2 separate regions of the Homo sapiens genome follow, and region 2 is linked to region 1. The links are chromatin contacts, found by Hi-C or POLR2A ChIA-PET in ENCODE. All regions are on one chromosome and are shown on one strand. The core of a region is the stretch at or near the end of the contact, and the rest is flanking DNA. Distances in the headings are between cores, read along the strand shown. Region 1 has its middle 22 kb from the start of RASGEF1B. Region 2 has its middle 180 kb from the start of RASGEF1B.

Region 1 (5,127 bases), core at 1,723-4,222:
TTTAATGTGAATCTTTTAAAAATAAGGACATTCTTGGCTGGGCACGGTGGCTCACGCCTGTAATCCCAGCACTTTCGGAGGCTGAGGCGGGTGGATCAAGAGGTCAGGAGTTTGAGACCAGCCTGGTCAACATGGTGAAACCCCGTCTCTACTAAAAATACAAAAGTTAGCTGGGCGTGGTGGCGGGCACCTGCAATCCCAGCTACTCAGAAGGCTGAGGCAGGAGAATCGCTTGAACCCAGGAGGTGGAGGTTGCAGTGAGCCGAGATCACACCACTGCACTCCAGCCTGGTTGACAGAGCAAGACTCCATCTCGAGAAAATATATATAAATAAGGACATTCTTGTGCATAGATAATGATATAATTGTCACCTAAAAAAAAGCAACAATATCCCCTAATATCCCTAATATGATCTAATTTCTAGTACATATTTAAATTTCCTAAATTGTTCCCAAGGACATTTTGAACCAGGATATACTCAAGGTTCATGTGTTATATTTGGTTGGTGTTTCTTTATTCTCTTTTAATTTTTATCAGTTCTTACCTCATTTCCAACCTTTTCTTGCTTTTCTTGACATTGTCTTTTTTGAAGAAGCCAGGACATTTGGCTTAGTACCAATTTCTGAACTTGTTTGATATTTTTCCTCAAAGTGTCATTTAACTTGTTCTTCTATCCTCTCTGTTATCTATACCTTGGAATGCAGGTCTTATGCCCCTATTGCTTTTAAGTGAAACATTGTGGCAAGAATGTTTCCAAGTCAATGCTACGTAGTTCATATTACTTCACATCAAAATTTCCATGACCACTTCCTCTTCAAAATATTGTGTGGTTTCCTAGCTATCTCTGAGGTCTGGCTAGACTAGTGGTTTCAACTCTGTCTTCACTTAGAAATCACTGGGGAGTTTTAAAAAAATATTTGTTCCTGAGTTATACCCCTAGAAATTCTTGACTTGGACAAAGGGATTGGTATTTTTGTAAAGCTCCCCAGGTGATTTTCATGTGTTAACTGGGGTAAAAAGGAACTGGTTTAGAATATAAGCTCTGAAAAGCAAGGGGTACACCTTCCTTATTTACTACTACATATTCTCAGAGTTGAGCAGATGGCTTGGCTCATAATTACTACTCAATATTACATGCTGAATTAATTAATTATTAGTTAATTAACATTCAGCTTACAGTCAACCTCATCTTCTTCCTTTCATACTTCTTCCTTTCATACTACATGGCGTACTATGAAGCCAACAGGTTAATTTTATAGCATCTTTAGAGAAATCACAATAGGCCACTGCTTTGCAAATTTCTGAAAACTACATATCAATGGGAAAAGAATCATTTTCAAACTTCTGAGAAAGGAAAAATGAGCAAACAATCATTCAGCTATAGTGTTACATTAGTTATGCTGCAGACAATTCACTCTCTGTTTTTCTTTTCACATTACCAGTTCTTCCAGTTCTTATTTTAATGACTGGTAGAAAGATTCCAAAATTACTTAAGGTGAAAGAAAGATCAGGAGTTTGTCTTGGTTGTAACTGTTGTTGTTTTAAAGATACTGAGCAAATTTTAACCATGTGGAGGAATGCTATAGAAAGAGAAGGATTTAGGGTATAGTTATACTTCTATTTGTTTGAATTTGACTTTGGCCAAATCCTAAGAACAGAATGAAAAAAGGTGTATGACTCATACGTGATTGCCACAATTCTACACCTGTAGCTTCAAATAAAAAGGAGTCAAGAATGAGTATCTTCTTGAAAAAAAAAAAGATAACCAGAGCAAATTTAGGAAATGATGAATATACACTTATTTACTGTACTGTTACTAAGTGAAAATCACTAATAATCCAATAGAAAATCAGAAAAAGACATAAACATACAGTTTGTACCTGAAAAGGCTTTTATACTGATAAAAAAGGGTCACTCTCACTCACAATAGCAAAATTGTAAATTAAAACTAATTCTGAGATCTTTTCCTTTAACTCATAAGATTTCCTTTAACTCATAAGAAAATCTACCATAGTGGAGGAATACGAATGCATATATGTTTTGATCAAATAATACCAACTAAGGAAAATTATTGTATAGATACCTTCCACTCATTATGTGAAATATCACATAAAGAACATTACTCATTCCATTATGAGAAAAGATTAGAAGCAACTATCCATCATTAGTGAATTCGATGAATAAATTGTATTTATTTAATAAATAAAATGTAATAACAGAATCAAACACTTTGCAGTATAATAGGAAACCACAGGGACACTACGTATTGATATGGAATGCTAATATATTGTTTAGTGAAAAAATATATAGAATCATTATGTAGAGTATCCTACAATATATATAAAAGAGGGAGACCAGGTATGATGACTCACATCTGTAATCCCAACATTGTGGGAGGCTGAAGCAGGAGGATCACTTGAGACCAGGAGTTAGAGAGCAGCCTGGGCAACATAGTAAGAAAAAAATGTTTTAAAAAATTAACTGGATGTGGTGGTGCATGCCTGTAGTCCCAGCTACTCAGGAGGCTAAGGTAGGAGAATCACTTGAGCACAGGTCTTACTCTGGGAGGCAGAACAAGACCCTGTTTTTGTTCGTTTGTTTGTTTGTTTCTTTGTTTATAAAAGGAAACAAGAAGGAATATATATTTGTACTGTAATATTTTATACATGAAAAATTGGGGTCAGATAAATAAGGAACTGGTAAGTAGTTAGCTATTTAGGGGAGGGGATGGGAACTTGGTGGGTGTAAGACAGTGGGTGGGAGAAACAGGAAGGAAACTTTTCACAAGACAGTTTGTCATATTTTATTGTGTTTGAACAGCATAAATATAGCACATATTCAAAAATCTAAAAATTTTGGAAAATCCCTATCAAAAGCCATGGGAAATGCATGTTTTTAAGTAGAAAGTATCCCAGACAGTCTTATATCCCTTATTCTTGCTGTGGAGTTTCAGAATCAATTCTATTACTTACCAGTTTCGCTAAAAATGAAACTGAAACTCTGCATACTTCTCATATACTTAGTCCTAAAAATAGACTCAGGGAAAAAACTCAGAAAAAAAACCTTCTCATGATAATTTTCAATATTGATTTTTGTTGCTTTACAGAATTACAAAGTTTTAGATTACACTTAAACATGCACTATTTAAAGCCAAACAGACCACTGTTGAAAGATATCCAAACCAAGGCATGTGCTTACATGATACTGAAGTAATGGTGTCAAAGTAAAATTAATCTTTTTCTCCCATCAAGCTCTCCATGGAATCCAAGAGAGGGAAACGCTATCTCACACAATGATGGAGAAAATTTCATCTAAGAAAATAAGGAATTATTATTATTATTATTATTATTATTATTATTATTATTATTATTTGAGACGGAGTCTCGCTCTGTCGCCCAGGCTGGAGTGCAGTGGCCCGATCTCAGCTCACTGCAAGCTCCGCCTCCCAGGTTCATGCCATTCTCCTGCCTCAGCCTCCCGAGTAGCTGGGACTACAGGCGTCCGCCACCACACCCGGCTACACCCGGCTAATTTTTTGTATTTTTAGTAGAGACAGGGTTTCACCGTGTTAGCCAGGATGGTCTCAGTCTCCTGACCTTGTGATCCGCCCACCTCGGCCTCCCAAAGTGCTGGGATTACAGGCGCGAGCCACCGCGCCCGGCGGAATTATTTTTTCACAGGCAAATCAATAAGATAAAAAGTAACTGTGGTTTGCTCATTTGCCTCTTAGCATCTACTACTTTGGGTTATCACTTATCTTTGTGCATGGATTCTATTACAAAAAAGTATGGGACTGTTATCATTAGCACTTTGTCCAGTGCAATGCATACGATAGATGCACCATAAAAGCCTGACCTACCACAGTGAAATATATGGGTTCTAGGGTCTCTGTGACCTTGACAAGTCAAACATTCTTTCTCTGGCTTAGCTCTCAATTTCTTTATCTGGAGGTGGAGTGCCTAACTTGGGATACCTCACAATGTTGATATAGTGGCCAAATAACACAATAAATGTAAAAGACTTTGGAAAGTATAAATGAAAGTTGTACTACTGTTACTGCAATTATGACACAGATATAAACAGATAGGGCAGAGGGGGGAAAAAGCTGATTCCAGAACATGCTTCATGGAGTCTCACTCCTACAGAAGAGCAAAAGGAAACCTAGGTAGGTTAAGTAACTTGCTCAAAATCAAGTAGCCAGTCAGAAGTAGAAGTGAAGACAAATTCTCATTCACATGTTTTGACTGAATGACTCATTTTTCTACTACTTTACTTCTATTACTTGGCCTTGAGAGCCTATGGAAAATGTGAAGGAGAGGGATCACCTGGTTACTCCAGTCATAGGAAGGCTGGAGAAACATTAAAGAAGTGATCAGAGAAAGCACAAAAGCATAGGAGAGTGGTGATCAAGTCTTAGTTGGGATGGTTATAAGTAGAAGTATAAGAGTGGAGGGATGTTACGGAAAAGTTTTACTAAGCATTTTTGACCTACCAAGGTCTTTATGGCTTTATCTCATGTAATCATCACAACAATCTAGTCAATGTAATCTCCATTTTCTAATTGAGGAAGTGAACAAGAAGCAGCTACTAGGTGGCTGAGCTGTGATGGATCTGGAACTGCGTAACTCTGTTCAGGCCCTCCGATTGCTATGCCTCATTCCACAATTACCAATAAAGATCATAGAGGATGTCGGCCCAATGGGAGAGTATTAGAGACTTTTTTAAGGGAATATATGCTCAAAATTTACACATTATTTATCTTCACTAAATATTTCCTTTCTAAATTTGTAGAGTAAAATATTAGTAAAAATCTCAAGATGGATTCATGTTGGGTATTTTCTTCTTGAAAGAGAAAAGACCTTCTTTAAGATGAACACCTTTAGGATCCTCCAACCAGAAGGACCAGAACAGGTGGTTTGAGTCAATGAATAAATGCTATCCCATAGGGGTCTTCAAATGAAATTAGCCTGGGATATTTCTGTATACCAAGTAAGTTACTGAGTAATAATAATATCCAACACATACACAGAACATTCTAAGTACCACGTGCTATTCTGAGAAGTTGCACATTCATTTAATCCTCGTAACTGTATGAGGTGAGTTCTCTTATTATCTTTATTCTGCAA
Region 2 (5,062 bases), core at 64-2,563, 160 kb after region 1:
GAACAATAGTACTTTATCTATTATTTACAAATATTACAAATTTCTTCTCCCTGTCAATGGCTTCTGTTTTAACATTGTTTATGAGTAACTAGTTACTAATTAAATACAGAAGCCAAAAGAAGTAAGCACAGACTCTGGACTTGGCACTATTACATGAACCCTTCAATAAGCTAAAAGATGAAAAAATTAAGACTCAAAAACAAAGTTGTAACTAGAGGAACCAACGTTTAAAGTTGCATCTGGAAACCACAAATCTAGTGTTCTCCACAAACCAACACACTTTCTCATGTGTTCCCTCTTGCAGAAACATTGTAAAGCCTTATCACTCACTGTTAAAATGTGCAAAGATAGAATTTATGGCATCAGAAATATTTAGGAAAGCTTGCTAAAAAGCCAGAGATTTTTATTTTTTAAAACTGGGATTAGTCATAGAAATATGCATTGTAAACAAGCTTCCCAGGTGATAATGATACAGCCTGCCAGTGAGCCAGACTTTGAAGACACTCTTGACAGACAGTTGAGAAACCAGAGCTCTTACTGAAGCTGGTGGGGGCCCATAGAAAGTCTGGGTGTTCCAGCTGCCAGGGCAAATATTTGATGTGCCTCCCTCCTGCTGATCTAGAGACTCCATGAGGTTAGGGATATGCCTCTTCTGTTTACTCCCAGCATCTAGCACAGTGCCCAACTCGGTAAATACTTGTTGAATGAGGAAATGCTCTACTTAACACATTCTGTAAGCCACTGCCCCTGGCTAGGAAGAGTCTTAGGAAATCCCGCACCTAGCCTCAAATTCTCAACTTATCTCTCCTGTTAAAAGGGAGATAGGCACCAATGATTCATTCCACATGCCAAGTGCTCTTGGCCTCAGTTATTGACCCTCTGGACTGACAATTGTCATCCAAAAGTACATATCATGAAAACAAATGATCCTAATTATGGTTGTATCTATAAAATGACAGTCAATTCAGTAGAGAAGCAAATTTATCTAACTCTTTACTATGTGAAAGCAAATACCCACAGTTTCTTTGTAAGCTAATGCTCAAAAGGTACTTATTAGTTCCCCTTTCCATACCTCTCTTTTCACCTTATCCTGGTTCCATAAAGTAGAACAAGTTCCTAAGGGCCCCATAACTAATGAGTTCTCTTTGAGGAAAGCATGATTCATTGAGCCTAAGCTTTTAGCCCTGACAATTACCTGCATCCAGTTTAAACCACCCCTGTCTTTAATCACAACTGTCAGCATTTTCCTTCCTCTATGCTTTAGTCATACACTGTTGAGAAGATCAGTGGGTCTTCTCTCCAAGGCAGGCCAGCAATGATGCCTTTAAGCTAGATAAGAACGTACCATGGCAGATCTGGCTGTGATGCAATGTTCAGAGATGTTTAGCAGGGAAGAAAAAAAAAGTCAGCATGTCTGAGAGCTTTGTCACCTCCAACCAGTTCCAGTTCCTTAAAGGAGTAGATATCTCTGAATATTCTCAAAAGGTGTAATGAAGAGAGGCCCAGAGAAGTATATCTGAGTGAAAAGTAGGATACAGTCATGAGGGGATGCAGTTCAGGGAGGTTCTCACTTATCTTCGATATTTTTATTTTTAGAAATAACATTAAAATTATTTTAAGTATAAAGATGTCAAAACTCCTTATAGGCTTAATCAAGAAACTCACGGAAATGTTACTGAAAGATAGAATGAAGTCATCTTCTCCATAGCTAGAGGAGGTGATACTGGGACGCTTATTTTCTCATTCCTAAAGTGTGGTGAGATCAGTGGCATGAGCTGCAGGTGGCAGCTGAACAGAGGTGGGCGGAATATCTTCTCTGGAGGAGGGTATGGAATTCATTCTCTCTCTTCCACAGGCCAGCAGCCAAGCACAACCCTCTTCTGATCTTCAGAACAATTGGCTTCTCTTCAATTCTTCCCTGGAAGAGGCAGACTGAAGGGGGATCCACATAGAACTGTTGTTTGGGCCTCCTGCACTGTGGGTGTGTGTGGGAGACACTTACAAGCATAATGCACACAGAGTATAGGAATTTATTGGCTGGTTTCATCAACTGACTGTAGTTTCTACAGCTCAGATGAACCAAACCCATTTTTTTGCCTGAAAAGTTATATATAGCCTCCTGAAAATGTTTTAAGACATGTAATTCTGATTAATTTGCACCTGACTCATAAAACCATTTTTCCTATGAGCTTAGTATTATATGATAATTACTTTCTGATCTTTTTAAAGCTCTTGGCCATGGAAACAGGAAGTGGGAAAACAAACTGGAAAATAAAAAAGTTCAAATTTAGGGCAAAATCCAAGAGTCACGAAAATTCTGGCACTATGTATTTTCTGATCTTGACATCACAAATAACCAGTTTTGCCACAGTTGTTTTGAGAAGAAATAAAGACTAGAGTTAAAACAAAGTGTCTGTGGGAGAAAAAAAAATCATATCCCAATTGTTTCCTTATCTTTTTTACACATAAACTAGTGTTTGATGGGAAAAAACAAGATGGAAAAATGACTCTTGGTCTTCTTATGACAGGTTGATTCATACTCCTCATGTCTCAAAAGCTTCAAGCTTCTCAAGCCTCTCTCCCATGATCCAATCTTTCTCACCTATTATTTGCTTCTCCCCTCTCCCCACAAGTGCAGGTATGTGAGTGTGTGTATATGGGTGTATACATGCATGTGTGTGCATGTATGTGTGTTTGTGTGTGTGTGCATATGTGTCCTTCACTCTTACATCTTATTTCAATGTTCCAGAAGCCAAGACATGAGGCAACCCTTCTTGGACCAATAACTTTCTCTTTTCCCTGGCCATACCCCATGCCCCTGACCTCTGCCTGCCGTCTGACAAATAAGTAATTGTGATTTATGTGATCACAATCAACTCTCATGTCTCTAGTGCTGCCTATGCCCCCCATACCGCATTTGGTACTTCACATGTCTCCCATTTAATCATTAACATAGCCTATGGCATACCCAATAACATCTCCATTATACAGCTAAAAAACCTGAGGATCACAGTATGGAAGTCCCACATCTAGAAAGTTTTGGTTTTAAGTTTCGAACTCATGTCTCAGTGATTCCAAACCCCAAGATGTTTCCTCTACATGACACCTTTAGGAAGAGAAAAGGCCAGAGAGTGTAATAAAGGTTAAGGCACGTTTTATCTAATTGTTTTCATCAAGTTATCTTTAAAGGCAAAGAAGAGTGAACGTATGTGGGAAGGCAGGTGAATCAGCATGTTGGAACTGAAAAAGACGTAGTATGCTTTTGAGGATGTTAGTCTGAAGCACTCAGTTACAAGCAGGTGATTTCTTTGAAGACTTCTATTTATCTTAACAATTTTATTCTAATTTTGCATTGTACTCTATAAATATTGATGTGTGCTATAATGTTAAAGAAAAAGGTTAAAAATACTTGCCATTGACTAAATTAATGCTCTAGGAAGATGTGCCATGTTTCTCCTGCTAGCCTATGGGTCCTAGGTACCTTGCCATTACCCTTGGGATTGCTGTACCTCAGGGTGAAAAACAGAAAAAATACATCCATTTCCACTATGGAAAATATAACTAAAAAGTACCTTTCTTACAAAGGGTGTGCCAACAGGGTATTATTTTCACTTCAAAAGGAGTACATTACTATTAAGGATCATAAGGTAGATTTTGAATACTTAGAAGGTGACTACAGAGACAATGGTAAATAAGAGCAGTAGAGCAAAAATGTTGATGACAGGGAATTATTTCTGCAGCTTAGACCAGTTTTCAAAACCTAGCACAGAGACTCAATTAAATGTTCAATTCCCAGCAGAATACAAATAATTAAAATATACAGAGGCAATAAGGTAGTAGGAGAAGAGCTTTAGATTGGGACTCAAGACCTGAGTTCTAGACCCAGATATGCTACCAGCTAGTTTGGATATGAATTTTGGTAGTTGCTTAGCCCTTGTGTTTTTTCCCTCATTATACGTTAACAATATTTGTATTTTTTTATTTTTATTTTTGTGGGAAAATAGTAGGCTTATATATTTATGGGGTACATGAGATGTTTTCTTTTTTTTTGTTTTTTTGTTTTGTTGTTGTTGTTTTTTGTTTGTTTGTTTTGAGATGGAGTCTCACTCTGTTACCCAGGCTGGAGTGCAGTGGCCTGATCTCGGCTCACTGCAAGCTCCGCCTCCCGGGTTCACACCATTCTCCTGTCTCAGCCTCCCAAGTACCTGGGTCTACAGGCGCCTGCCACCGCACCTGGCTTTTTTTTTTTTTTTTTTTTTTTGTATTTTTAGTAGAGAAAGGGTTTCACCGTGTTAGCCAGGATGGAATTGATCTCCTGACCTCGTGATCCACCTGCCTCGGCCTCCCAAAGTATTGGGATTACAGGCGTGAGCCACCGCGCCTGGCCTACGTGAGATGTTTTCATACAGGCATGCAATGTGAAATAAGCACACCCTGGAGAATGCATTTTTCCTTTGAGTTACAAATAATCCAATTACACTCCTTAAGTTACTATTAAATATATGATTAAGTTATTATTGACTATAGTTACCCATTGTGCTATTAAATAGTAGTTCTTATTCATTCTTTCTATTTATTTTGTACTCATTAACCATCACTACCTCCCTCCCTGAAACCCCCACTCTCCTTCCCAGCCTCTGGTAACCATCCTTCTACTCTATTATGTCCATGAATTCAATCGACTTGATTTTCAGACCCCACAAATAAGTAAGAACATGTGATATTTGTCTTTCCATGCCTGGTTTATTTCACTTAATGATCTCCAGTTCCATCCCTGTTGTTGAAAATGACTGGATCTCATTCTTTGTTATGGCTGAATGTACTTCATTGTGTATATGTACCACGTTTTTCTTTATCCATTCATCTGTTGGACACTTAGGTCGCTTCCAAATCTTGGCTACTGTAAACAGTGCTGCAACAAACATAGGAGTACAGTTATCTCTTCAAAATACTGATTTCCTTTCTTTGAGGTATACACCCAGCAGTAAGATTGTTTTATTTTTGGTAAAATAAAGCATTTCAGTAAAATAAAGTATTTTGGTAGCTTTATTTTTAGTTTTTG

The links. Hi-C counts contacts between places; a loop is a spot of excess contacts on that map. ChIA-PET counts read pairs that join two places held with the same protein, here RNA polymerase II (POLR2A). Pooled maps may share reads with other maps.
Region 2: a loop to region 1 is called in a map of naive thymus-derived CD4-positive, alpha-beta T cell, with 4 times the contacts of the local background. The contact joins two enhancer-like sites. A Hi-C loop is called at or near these places in 2 of 168 maps with a recorded cell type or tissue (CD4-positive, alpha-beta T cell and naive thymus-derived CD4-positive, alpha-beta T cell), 12 of 37 single-sample maps with no recorded cell type and 14 of 50 pooled maps. POLR2A ChIA-PET finds 5 or more read pairs at or near these places in 1 of 52 experiments (activated naive CD4-positive, alpha-beta T cell).

The regions. Positions count from the first base shown.
Region 1 is chr4:81,491,344-81,496,470 of GRCh38, forward strand. No RefSeq gene overlaps it. Among named protein-coding and RNA genes, the nearest start is that of RASGEF1B, 22 kb to the left of the region's middle. RefSeq lists an enhancer at 2,281-3,480. Within about 2 kb of position 2,973, at least 6 of the 41 ENCODE cell types and tissues checked have a DNase peak (open chromatin) inside an H3K27ac peak, as active enhancers do.
Region 2 is chr4:81,650,383-81,655,444 of GRCh38, forward strand. No RefSeq gene overlaps it. Among named protein-coding and RNA genes, the nearest start is that of RASGEF1B, 180 kb to the left of the region's middle. Within about 2 kb of position 1,314, at least 4 of the 41 ENCODE cell types and tissues checked have a DNase peak (open chromatin) inside an H3K27ac peak, as active enhancers do.